Linked DNA regions of Homo sapiens: region 1 is linked to region 2. A link is an interaction called in ENCODE POLR2A ChIA-PET data of the cell type or tissue named here. Cell type or tissue: OCI-LY7. All regions are shown on one strand. Each heading gives the region's core, and the rest is flanking DNA. Links, peaks and the distances in the headings are about the cores only.

Region 1 (5,389 bases), core at 199-5,198, 85 kb after region 2:
AACAGGTCATAAGAGTGTATTGCCATGTGACATACTTCTCATTAATGTATAGTTTAATTTCTGCCTTATAACTGAAAAATGGCCACATGCTAGAATTCCAGTCACCAGGAGCATCAAGGAGCTCCCTCTCTGATGTTTTCAGCTTTTGTAAGCCTGTACTGCACAGTTCCTAAAGCTGCTTTTGAACTGTGTCTTTAGTTGTAGCATGTCACCTTACACTTAACTATTGTTAGGGCATCTTTTTATTTAATTTCTAATTAGCATAATGACTTGAGCTGTGTTATTCACTGTTCCATGGTGAAGTTGTCATAGGGAGAGAAGAAATAAAAATGTTCAGTTTCAGCTTTACTTGTGAATGGAGCGAGGTTTGAAGAAAGCTTTTTATGGCCATTGTTCAGCAGAATGAAAATCTCATTAGAAACCCCAGAAATCCCATGCAGCTTTGGGTTGGATTTTAATAACATTTTGGAATGTTGATATTGTATATCACTAATTTCTGTGATTTCACTGTAGATCAGCAACATAGGGAGGCAGTCTTCCAAAGTTAATTTATGACTTTTAATCTAAATTCATTTACAGTTTTCTTTTCAACAATGTTAAGTACCCAGGGAGAGAATTAAATTTTACTTTAAAAAAATACATTTCTTCTAGTAACTGATTTGATCTTCATGTAAGATATACTAAATTCATTGGAAACTGCTTAAACAGAAATACCATGATATGTATTTATTGAACTAATGACTTAGTTTAGTTGCCATTAAAATGTCACTCACCTTATCTACAGGTTTGTATTTTTTTTTTTTTTTTTTAGAATGGAAAAGCATAAAATTAGATGGGCAACATTTTCTTCCTTGTCAGAAGAGCTTGAATCCTGATGTCTTTTTAAGTGAAGAGTGTTTATATATAATTTTCTTGTAGCTTTTGTTTATTATAAAAATAATTATTGCATATAGTGATCACTTATCTAAGAAGATAAGTATGATTTATATAGACAGTATATTTTTATGGTCAGAAAGTAAATTTGATGTGAGCTACATATGATTAGACAGTAAAACTTTTTTCCAAAGAAATATAGAATGGAGAACATTTAATCATTATTTCCCCTTCTTAGAGTAGAGGCTGTTCAGATAATTCATATTCTGTAAGTAGGAGATCCTGTTTTTAAGACTTTACTAAATTTAATTTCAAAGTAATAATCTCTTATAAATGCTTCCTTGGTGGTTAAGACTTATTAATGAAGCAAAAGTATGGACTTCATGGAAGTTTTCAGCCTAACGTTTTAAATCTCTTCATTATTATTTATCTTTGTTTTGTTATAAATTAAAGATACTGGCATGGTTAACTTTTGGCATTTTGAGTTACTTGCCAGATATTTGTTGATTGTGCAAATAGTTAAGAAATAAATATTTTAATTGGGCATCCACCATGTATTATGTCACATTTTCTTTTTAAATCATATGCTTAAGAATACTTAAAGGAGTATGACTTGCTTTTTAGTTTGAATCTTGATCTAACAGCATTGGTTCTGGATGGAGATGTAATTCTAGAGATAAAAATTATTTCTGTTGTGTAGATTTGGATTCTAAATGTAATAATTATTTTAAAGTGGATCTTGTCTGCTAAATGTATAGCTTTTATTTCTATAACAAATTCTTACCTTAGAATTCCAACTTTTGTCAGTTTTGAAAATTAGTTTATTGTGGACTTGAGAGCATCTGTTCTTAATCTCGTGTTTTGCAAACACGTTTTAAGGGAAGACAGCATAAATCTGTGATAGTGAAAATCATTTGTACTTCCCCTCCCTCGCTTTTGCTTAAATATACAATTAACTTATAACCACCTCAGTGTGAAAGAATGGATGTTAAGTAGCTTAAGAGGTATTTATTAAGGGAAAATATTTTTATTGGCAGTTCCCTTAAGTCATATTTGTTTTGTAACTAAATAGTGCTTGCAACAGAATTATCTATCATAGGGAGGGAAAGCTCCAACTCTTGAAAACTTTTCAATACTTTTTCTATATTGGTAGTTAATGAGAATTCTTAAGATAGGAAATAGACTGGTTATGACTGGTAATATGATATTGCTAATGTAATACAAATTATGCTTTAAAAAAGCCAGGTGAGGAATTCAGGATTTGGAAGAATATGACATACATATACATTTAACTAAAGAAAGGAGATTTTCTTTAAAGAGAAGATGTGCAACCACAATCAATCCTGTAAGTTAGTCCTTAATCCTGTACTAGCCAGTTTTTAGTATTAAATGGTCTGATTTAACACAAATGAACTTTTGTCAATGGTTTTATTTAGAAATAGCATTACTTCCTACTTTTAAGGAGGATTTTAATAGCTAATAAAAATTCGTTGTTCTGATAAGAACTTGAAAGACATCCTTACTCCCATATAATTGAGTATTTTGCTCTTCATTCAACACCTCAGCCCTTTTGGTTTGCTTAAAAAATGATACAAATTTTGTGGGAGAATAAATATAACTTAAATATTGCTGTAAATGTGTTGTATAATCATATTTTAGCCTGGTATTATTGGTTCTTCTGTGTATGAAATACTTTTAAACATTCAAAATATTCAATTTAAAAGTTTCTGGATAGGTGAGTGGTAGAGATCCATCAGGTACTTACTTGGTTGTGGAATATTTGTGTTCTTGATGCCATGACATTTTAAAGTTGTATTAATCCCTTTATTTTTCTGTTTGAGATGATTCAGTTTGGGAGGTTTTATTATCAGATCTAACAGAAGAAACGTAAGTGTTGTACCACAGGTCATCTAATTTTCAAACCATGTTGGTTAGTTAAACTGACTTTGGTGTATAATTATGTACCCGGTAGTCAGAGGAGTTCAAGTCGATTGCAATTCAACTCTGTGATTGTGCCACCAGTTAGGTTAACATCAGCAGTGAAGGGCCTTCATTGTGTTAAATTTTTAAATTCCGTTAAGATTATTTAAACATAGAAGGAGATAGGTTTGTGAAGCAAATTTCTAAAGCAGTATTAAGCAAAGAGAATCTTTTCTTCCTCTTCTTTTAGATATATCACATACATGTGTATTTTGATTAAAAGGAAAAAAATTTAATGCTTATAGTATAATGCGCATACTTATTTCTTATTTTTAGAATTTATTAAAACTAATAAAATTTGTTTGGAAATCTCAAAAGATCTTTAGTAGTATACCTGCAACCTCAGCAGTCCCTTTTTATCCATACAGATTCTCTGCCTATTGTGGCCGTTTGCTCTAATTTAAATTTCCCATGGCTTTCGGTTGCAGACTTGGTTTTCTGCAAGAGTGCCCATGCTTACATGGTCATATATTCTTGGTGACTTTTCCACTTTTTCTTTTTTGTTATTTTGTTGATTGCTAAAGAAAAAGGGGAATTTTTTTTTTTAAATTTGTTTCTTTGTTTTGATCTTTCTTCCTTAGCCCATCTATTTGTGTGTTCTTTGTTTTGCAGATTGGAAAGAATTATTGTGTGGTACTTAGATCCATGGGGACTAGCAGGGGAAAACTAATTTTGTTCTTGGTTTTGTTTTCTTAATAACAGAAGCAATTTAATTTTTGAGCCATTGAGAAGCTGAAAAGATATGTTAGTGTTATGCATGAAATTGATGGGAAATTATTAATCCTGAAAATTTGTATTCATGGTCACTTTACTGTTGGAATAAAAATGTTATTTTATAGTGTAACCAAGTTAATACTAGAAATACTAATTAACAGTAAGTGGTACTGTTATAAATCTTTAATTTAAATATTATTGTATATTAAGTAGTTGTTTACAAGAAATCTGTTGTAATCTGATAATGTGATTTCTCTTACATTCAATTTTGTGGTCCACAGTGTGTATATATTCAAATAAGCATATGAACATGCCTTTGACGGTGGACACATTTTTACTTTGACCAGATCTTAAGAGTTTGCTTTTTCTTGGCAAAACTTGCATACTTTCAAATGTGAGGAATTTTGTTTTATAACATAACTTTGTACTGCTGAATTTAAGTCCTTGAAGTGCTATGGCAATTTAGTTATTGTTAGAAGTCAAAAGTAGAGGTCTCTGTTCCCAACATCTCCCCAAAATATTTTTTCATTAATATTCACAGGCTTTAAAATATCAAATTATTGTGATCAAAGCTACTTCTGTTTTACAGTTGTTTTGTGAGGCTGGTGTCATACAGTAACATTTAACTGAATTTTGTATTTGCTAAATTAACATAAAATAATAAAGAGATCCTTTTTACCATTTAAAAAATTCTAATAATTTCCTAATCAGGAAAAATGATGTTATGATATACTGTAAATAGGCTAAAAAAAACCTTGTAATGTTGATACATAGGGAAAAGAGTAATTTTGATAATTAATAATTTTAGATTTTTTTCCTTTGATTGTACCTCATGGTTGTGAGGTGTCTAAAATGCTCTTTCTGCATATCTGTTAAGGACTTTGGGAATTGGGGTAAGGGCAAGCCTTCTTTCTGTGTCTGTTAATTACAGGTTTTTTCTTGTGGATGTAGTGCTCTTAGAATATGAAACTGATTTATAGAATTTGTAATTACCAAGAAATAAATAGCATCATTGAATTTTGTTTTCTTTATTTTTGCTATTATTTTCTAGTTACTGTGCTTCACATTTTGATTTCTATCAAATGACTTCTCAAAAAGCAATTTCTTTTAAATCAGTGAGTTTCAAACTAAGAAGAAAATGTATCCTGATAGTCTAATTAGCTGTTGTTTGTCCATGCCAATTAAAATAATCTTTTGAATTTCTAGTCTTTGATTATAGTTATATAGGCTTCATGAGTTTGTAAAACTATTCCTCCTTTTAAAGTATTTTAAAAGGTGTATTGTAATTTTATAATTGATATTCATATGTAATTATTGAGAAACTTGAATAACCTAAAATATATTTCTAGTATTCAGCACATCAAATCAAGGTATAACCTGTGATATAAAAGTGGTCCAACAGAAGTATACAGCTTTAAAAATAACAAGGAATTAATTCTGTTAGCATGTTTTACTAGCAAATGTTCGTGGAAAATGTTATTAATTCTTAAAGCTCAGTGCCTGGGTTTTATTGTGTGTGGCCTTACTAGGAGAACACTGTAGAGCCGAACTTGAAATTTATTAAGGAAAGAAGAAACTGGTGAAGTGCTTTTATGCTGTTAAAAAAACTTCACAGACAATTGTCAGACAATTTTTTTTTTAAAGGTCATGATTGCTTGATGCCTTTTCCAGTCTTTATTTGAAACTCTCGTTTTGTAGGATTTCTTTTTTGTTCTTCCTCTTCCTTTTTTCTTTTGGCAGTGGGTGGAAGATTCTTTTAAAACTGAATGGCTAAACCTGTATGGTAACTATTGAAGTATGATCGAAATACTTTTATTCATGA
Region 2 (5,389 bases), core at 232-5,231:
ACAGAGTCTTGCTCTGTTTCCCAGGCTAGAGTGCAGTGGCACGATCTCGGCTCACTGCAACCTCCGCCTCCCAGGTTCAAGCGATTCTCCTGCCTCAGCCTCCCTAGTAGCTGGGATTACAGGTGCCCGCGACCATGCCCAGCTAATTTTTGTATTTTTAGTAGAAACGGGGTTTCACCATGTTGGCCAGGATGGTCTCAAACTCCTGACCTCATGATCCGCCCGCCTTGGCCTCCCAAAGTGCTGGGATTACAGGTATGAGCCACTGTGCCTGGCTTCCAGCTTTAACATTCAATGCCTCTATCCCTCTCTGTCCTCAGAGGGTTGGTTCATCCTCAGTGAGGTGAAAGAGGACAAAGTCTTGTCAGGTCTAGATACAGCATAGGACCATGCAAAGAGTGGGCCGCTTCAGCCAAACGTCGAGCCTGTCAGTTTTACTAACTTCATATAAATGGGATTATACTGGATGTATTCTCTGTGTCTTGTTTTTCACCCAACATTATATTCTATATCCTTACTAGGATGGGGATTATCAGGGATCACTTTTAATTATTCATTAAACTATATACATATGCTTTCTGCATTTTCAGTATCTGCACTATACTTCACAATAAAAGAAGAATTCAGGGAACCCAAGACAATTAGCATTTGTTTTCAACTGACAACCTAGAATGAGTGTTCTCTTTTAGTCTTAAAAAAAAAAGTGGTTGGGTGTAGTGGCTCACATCTGTAATCCCAGAACTTTGGGAGGTGGAGGCAGGAGGATCACTTGAGACCAAGAATTCAAGACTAGCCTGGACAACATGGCAGATCCTCATCTCTACAAAAAATAAAAAATTAACTGGGCAAGGTAATGCCTGTAGTCCCAGCAACTCGGGAGGCTGAGGCAGGAGGATCACCTGGCAGCAGTAAGCCAAGATCACGTCACTACACTCCAGAGTGACAGCCTGTCTCAAAAAAAAGAAAAAAGTGACTTGGAACCTGCAAGATCTTCACAAAAGGTAAGAACCTTGGGGAAGTTTTTCACCTGGGAACTTTACCTGAAAGCTTGTCATTTTTTCACCCCTTGGCGAGTATTCAGTCAACAGAAGCATTGCCCTCACTTTATGGGTCACACATCACATGGGACTGTGTCTCTCCTACCAAGTGGTCTAATCTGTCTGAGCTTTAGTTTCTTCATATGGAAAACGATGATGTCACTGGCAGCATGGTGGGGGTTGTGGAGGATGCCGACATAAATGAAGTATGAGGACACGACTTACCATACTCTACGATTGGGTCTAAAATCTGCACATGTGGCAAGGTAACAGTGTGGAAAATGGGGGTTATATGCTTTGTGTTGGTAAACTTGAGAAAGAGTTAGGGGAAATCATTTTCCACTAGGAGACCCAGTTCAGCAACACTTTAGTATTTACCTGCCTGGGCTGCCTCATGCATTGCTCTGTGGGGAGTCAGGGTTTAATGAAGTGGGATAAACCACACACACACATTAGTTAGCATCAGCACAGGCAGGATTAACTTTACACTCCATTTGCAAGAGAAAAGCTCCTCTCCTAGAGTTTGTTATAAAGGGATTTAGAATCACAGAATGATAGAGCTGGAAGACAGCCCCTAAGACATCACCATAATCCTACCCTGTCATTTTACAAAGGGTCAAACTGAAGTCCAGAGAGCAGAAGAGACCTGTCCAAGGTCACCTCCTCAATTAGCACAGAGCTCAGGTTGGACCCCAGTCTCCAGATCCCCAGGCCGGCATCCTCTCCACTTTCTCCTGTATTGCTTAACCACTGCCTTGTAACAAAGGCGGGGTAGCACATTTCTCTTTCTGGCTTTGCTCTATACCCTTGATACTCACACCCTCCATATTCAGTTTTCATGGTGTATGAGCAAGATTTGCATGTATCCAACTGAGCCAGGCTCCCTCATGTCAGTGTAGCTTTGCATTTGCTGTTTCCTTTGTCTTCACTGGTCTTCCCTCTCTACTCTTTCCAGAGAGACTCTATTCAGTGTTGCCTTCCCCAGGAATTCTTCTCTGAACTATGCCCTCTCCCATCTCTCTAGACTTTGAGCTCCTCTAGAATAGGGACTACATCTTTGTATCTCACTGCCTAGCAGAGGAATGGCATGTGGCAGACACAGGGTAAAAATTTGTTGAATGAATAAATGGCCAGATAAAATAATAATTAAATGCACAAATGAATGAATGAAGTGAAACGCAGGTAGGAAGCAGTATGGGTCTCAAACAACCTGGAGCTCTTAACAACTTGCCAATTTAGCTCAAGTCCTTCCTTGTGGAGCTCTGGCCAGTTCTAGAAGTTTTTCATGACAACCATGGTCCATGACCTCTCTCCTTTGGATGGCCTCGACTCTGACCACATATCACTGAGCTGAATCTACCATAGCCCTAAGCTTTCATCTCAGGCCCCAAACAGACTGTCAATGAGCCATCGATTCTGTCCTTGCCACCATCTTCAACCAGTTTTCCCAGGGCTGCCTGCACTGGGGGATACACCTAGGAAATTTCCACATGAGACATGAAGCCTATGTCTTCAGGGTGACTGCGCCCCTCAGGGTGGAGTGCCAACACAGATTCCCCATGGGCATCTCAATTCTAGCAACTTGATTAGAGAAGGCACCTTCAGATGTCCCTTGTTTATATAGACTCCTGAGAGGGAAAGTTGGGAGTGTGTATAAGTACCTATATACATGTATATAACTGGGATAGGCATTGAAGTAGAAGTCAGGAGACTAGGGGTTCAGCCCCAACTTTGTCAGCATGGCAAAATGGTTAAGCATATGGACTCTGGAATTGTACTGCTGGGTTAGAATCCCAGCTCTCGCACTTACTAGCTGTTCAGCCTTGGGGAGGTTACCTAACTGTGGTGTGCTTCATTTCCCCACCTATAGAATGGAGACAATGATATTCTCTGCCTCATAGAGCTGCTGTGAAGAACACATGAGGTAGGCTGGGCTCCGTGGCTCACACCTGTAATCCCAGTGCTTTGAGAAGCCAAGACGAAAGGATCGCTTGAACCCAGGAGTTTGAGACTGCAGTGAGCTATGTATGATCATGCCACTGCACTCCAGTCTGGGTGACGGAGTGAGACCCAGTCTCTGAAAAAAAAAAAGAATATGTGAGGTAATATATGTAATGTGTTTAGAATAGCGCCAGGCACATATTAAGTGTTAAATAAATGTTAGGAATTATTATTTTCTCAGACCCTTAGTTCTTGTTATTCCTTCTGCCTAGAATGTTCTACCCTCTGGCTTTCTGCATGCCCAGCTCCTTCTCCTTCAAGTCTCCACTTAATGTCGTCTCCTCAGGGAGACCTTCCTTGACCACACCTAGAATATATTTTCCCCCTCACCCCTGCATCACTGAATACATGGAGAATGGACCAGGGTGTTTCTAAATCCCTTCTGGTTCTTATCTTGTGTATTTTCCACAATGTTATTATTTTTTAGGCACAGGGTTCCTCCCATAAGCCTAGGCTATTCATTTATGTGATTAACACAGAGTAACAAACTTGTAAACTGCAGGCATATTTGATTTGGAACAAGCTGAGTGGGCCACTGATTGTATTTCCAGTTTGCATCTGTTCCTTCTTGTTACATCTTTACTTCTGTGCCAGGAGTATCATTGCCAAAAGTGGTCAGAGACTTAAAAGTTTGCTTTTTCCTTTTGGCGGCATCAGTAAACTGAATTATTAAAGTTTTGTCTTCCCTCTTTGAAACTCCCAAAAGAAAAGAAATCACAAAAACAAATCTTGGCATACAAAGAAAATGAGACAAAGAATGTAATCATAATACTAGCGAATGGTTTTCAGACTGACATCTGTACATTAAGAATATGTAAAAATACCAATTTCATGCTCTGACAACTTATTCTGCATCAGGGGTGGGGTAATGCCTTGGGAATGCCAAATGTCAAAGCATTACATAATGTCAGCTATTCATGTGCTTCTTTGATGAGCTATCACTGGGATTCCTTAAGGGAATGGAATGGGAATGGGAATGGGAATTCCTTAAGGGAGAGATGTCTTAAAAAGTGGAGGGGAGAGGGAAAGCATAAGAAAAGGAAAGAAAGGAAGGAAAGAAGGGACAAAGGAAGAGAGATGCTGTCAAAATCATGATGAGTAATTGTGTAAAGAAAAGTTAACATGTGTGTGTATATATACATATATAGATAGATATATATGTTTTTTTTTTTTTTGAGACAGAGTCTCCCTCTGTCACCCAGGCTAGAGTGCAGTGGTTCGATCTCAGCCCACTGCAACCTCCAACTCCTGGGTTCAAGTGATTCTCATGCCTCAGCCTCTGAGTAGCTGGAATTACAGGCACGTGCCACCAAACCCAGCTAATTTTTGTATTTTAGTAGAGACGGGGTTTCACCATGTTGGCCAGGCTGGTCTCAAACTCCTGACCTCACGTGATACACCCACTTCGACCTCCCAAAGGGAGGAGATTACAGGTGTGAGCCATCATGCCCTGCCTATATATTTTTAAACAGTACATACAATCCCAAATCTAAGCCACCATATGTGGGGTTTACTTATCTCTGTTTTGATTTTCCACAATTAGAACATGCACGTTTAATTTCTTTTCTTTCATAGGTGTTGCTTTTTTTTTTGCCTGAATTTTTGTAACATCCACAGAAATCCAAGTGAAAAATGTTTCCATCATCCTATTGCTCCAAGTAATCAAACTTGCTGATTATTTTCTGTTCTGTTCTAGTTTTTGTCCAAATGCATAATATCCCACAGTGGCTATGATAAGCAAAAATTCACATGCCTTCTAAAACTGTATCATAGGAATTTCCCCACATTATTATATGGACTTCATAATGACCACCTTAATTATTTAAGACTATTCTGAAGTATACTCACTTGTACTATAATTTACTTACCCATTCTCATGTTATTGTACTTTAGGGTACCTCCCCACTTTTTATAGTTATAGGTAGTACCTATTAAATGTCTTTCATATTCAACATGCTTTTAATGCATTCAACAAACTCTTTTTTTTTTTGAGAGGGTTTTGTCTCACTTTGTCACTTAGGCTGGAGTATAGGTGGTAAGATCTCAGCTCACTGCAACCTCGGCCTCCCAGGCTGAAGCGATCTTCCCACCTTAGCCTCCTGAGTAGCTGGTACTACACACATGTGCCACCATGCCTGGTAATTATTATTATTATTATTATTATTTTTGTATTTTTGGTAGAGACAGGGTTTTGCCATGTTGCCCAGGCTGGTCTTGAACTCCTGAGCTCAGGAAATCCTCCCACCTTGGCATCCCAAAGTGCTGGGGTTACAGGCGTGAACTACCACCCTTGGCCCGCATTGAACAAACTTTTATATGACATGTGCTGTGTTCGACAGTAGGGATTATCT

What was found. Peaks named below come from ENCODE experiments on the same cell type or tissue, not always from the same donor. Only the 100,000 strongest peaks of a DNase experiment are listed, where the experiment ranks them.
Region 1: POLR2A ChIA-PET joins it to region 2 with 21 read pairs; 4 of 35 experiments call an interaction of 5 or more read pairs at or near these places.

What each region holds. Positions count from the first base shown.
Region 1 is chr9:37,137,909-37,143,297 of GRCh38, forward strand. The region is part of intron 2 of ZCCHC7 (zinc finger CCHC-type containing 7); the gene reads left to right. Among named protein-coding and RNA genes, the nearest start is that of ZCCHC7, 20 kb to the left of the region's middle. In OCI-LY7, for the core only: no CTCF peak of the experiment used is centred there; DNase peaks (open chromatin) are centred at 2,883, 3,263, 3,874 and 5,099; H3K4me3 peaks cover 4,318 bases; H3K27ac peaks cover 5,000 bases.
Region 2 is chr9:37,052,705-37,058,093 of GRCh38, forward strand. No RefSeq gene overlaps it. Among named protein-coding and RNA genes, the nearest start is that of PAX5, 21 kb to the left of the region's middle. RefSeq lists an enhancer at 1,163-1,715. In OCI-LY7, for the core only: no CTCF peak of the experiment used is centred there; no DNase peak of the experiment used is centred there.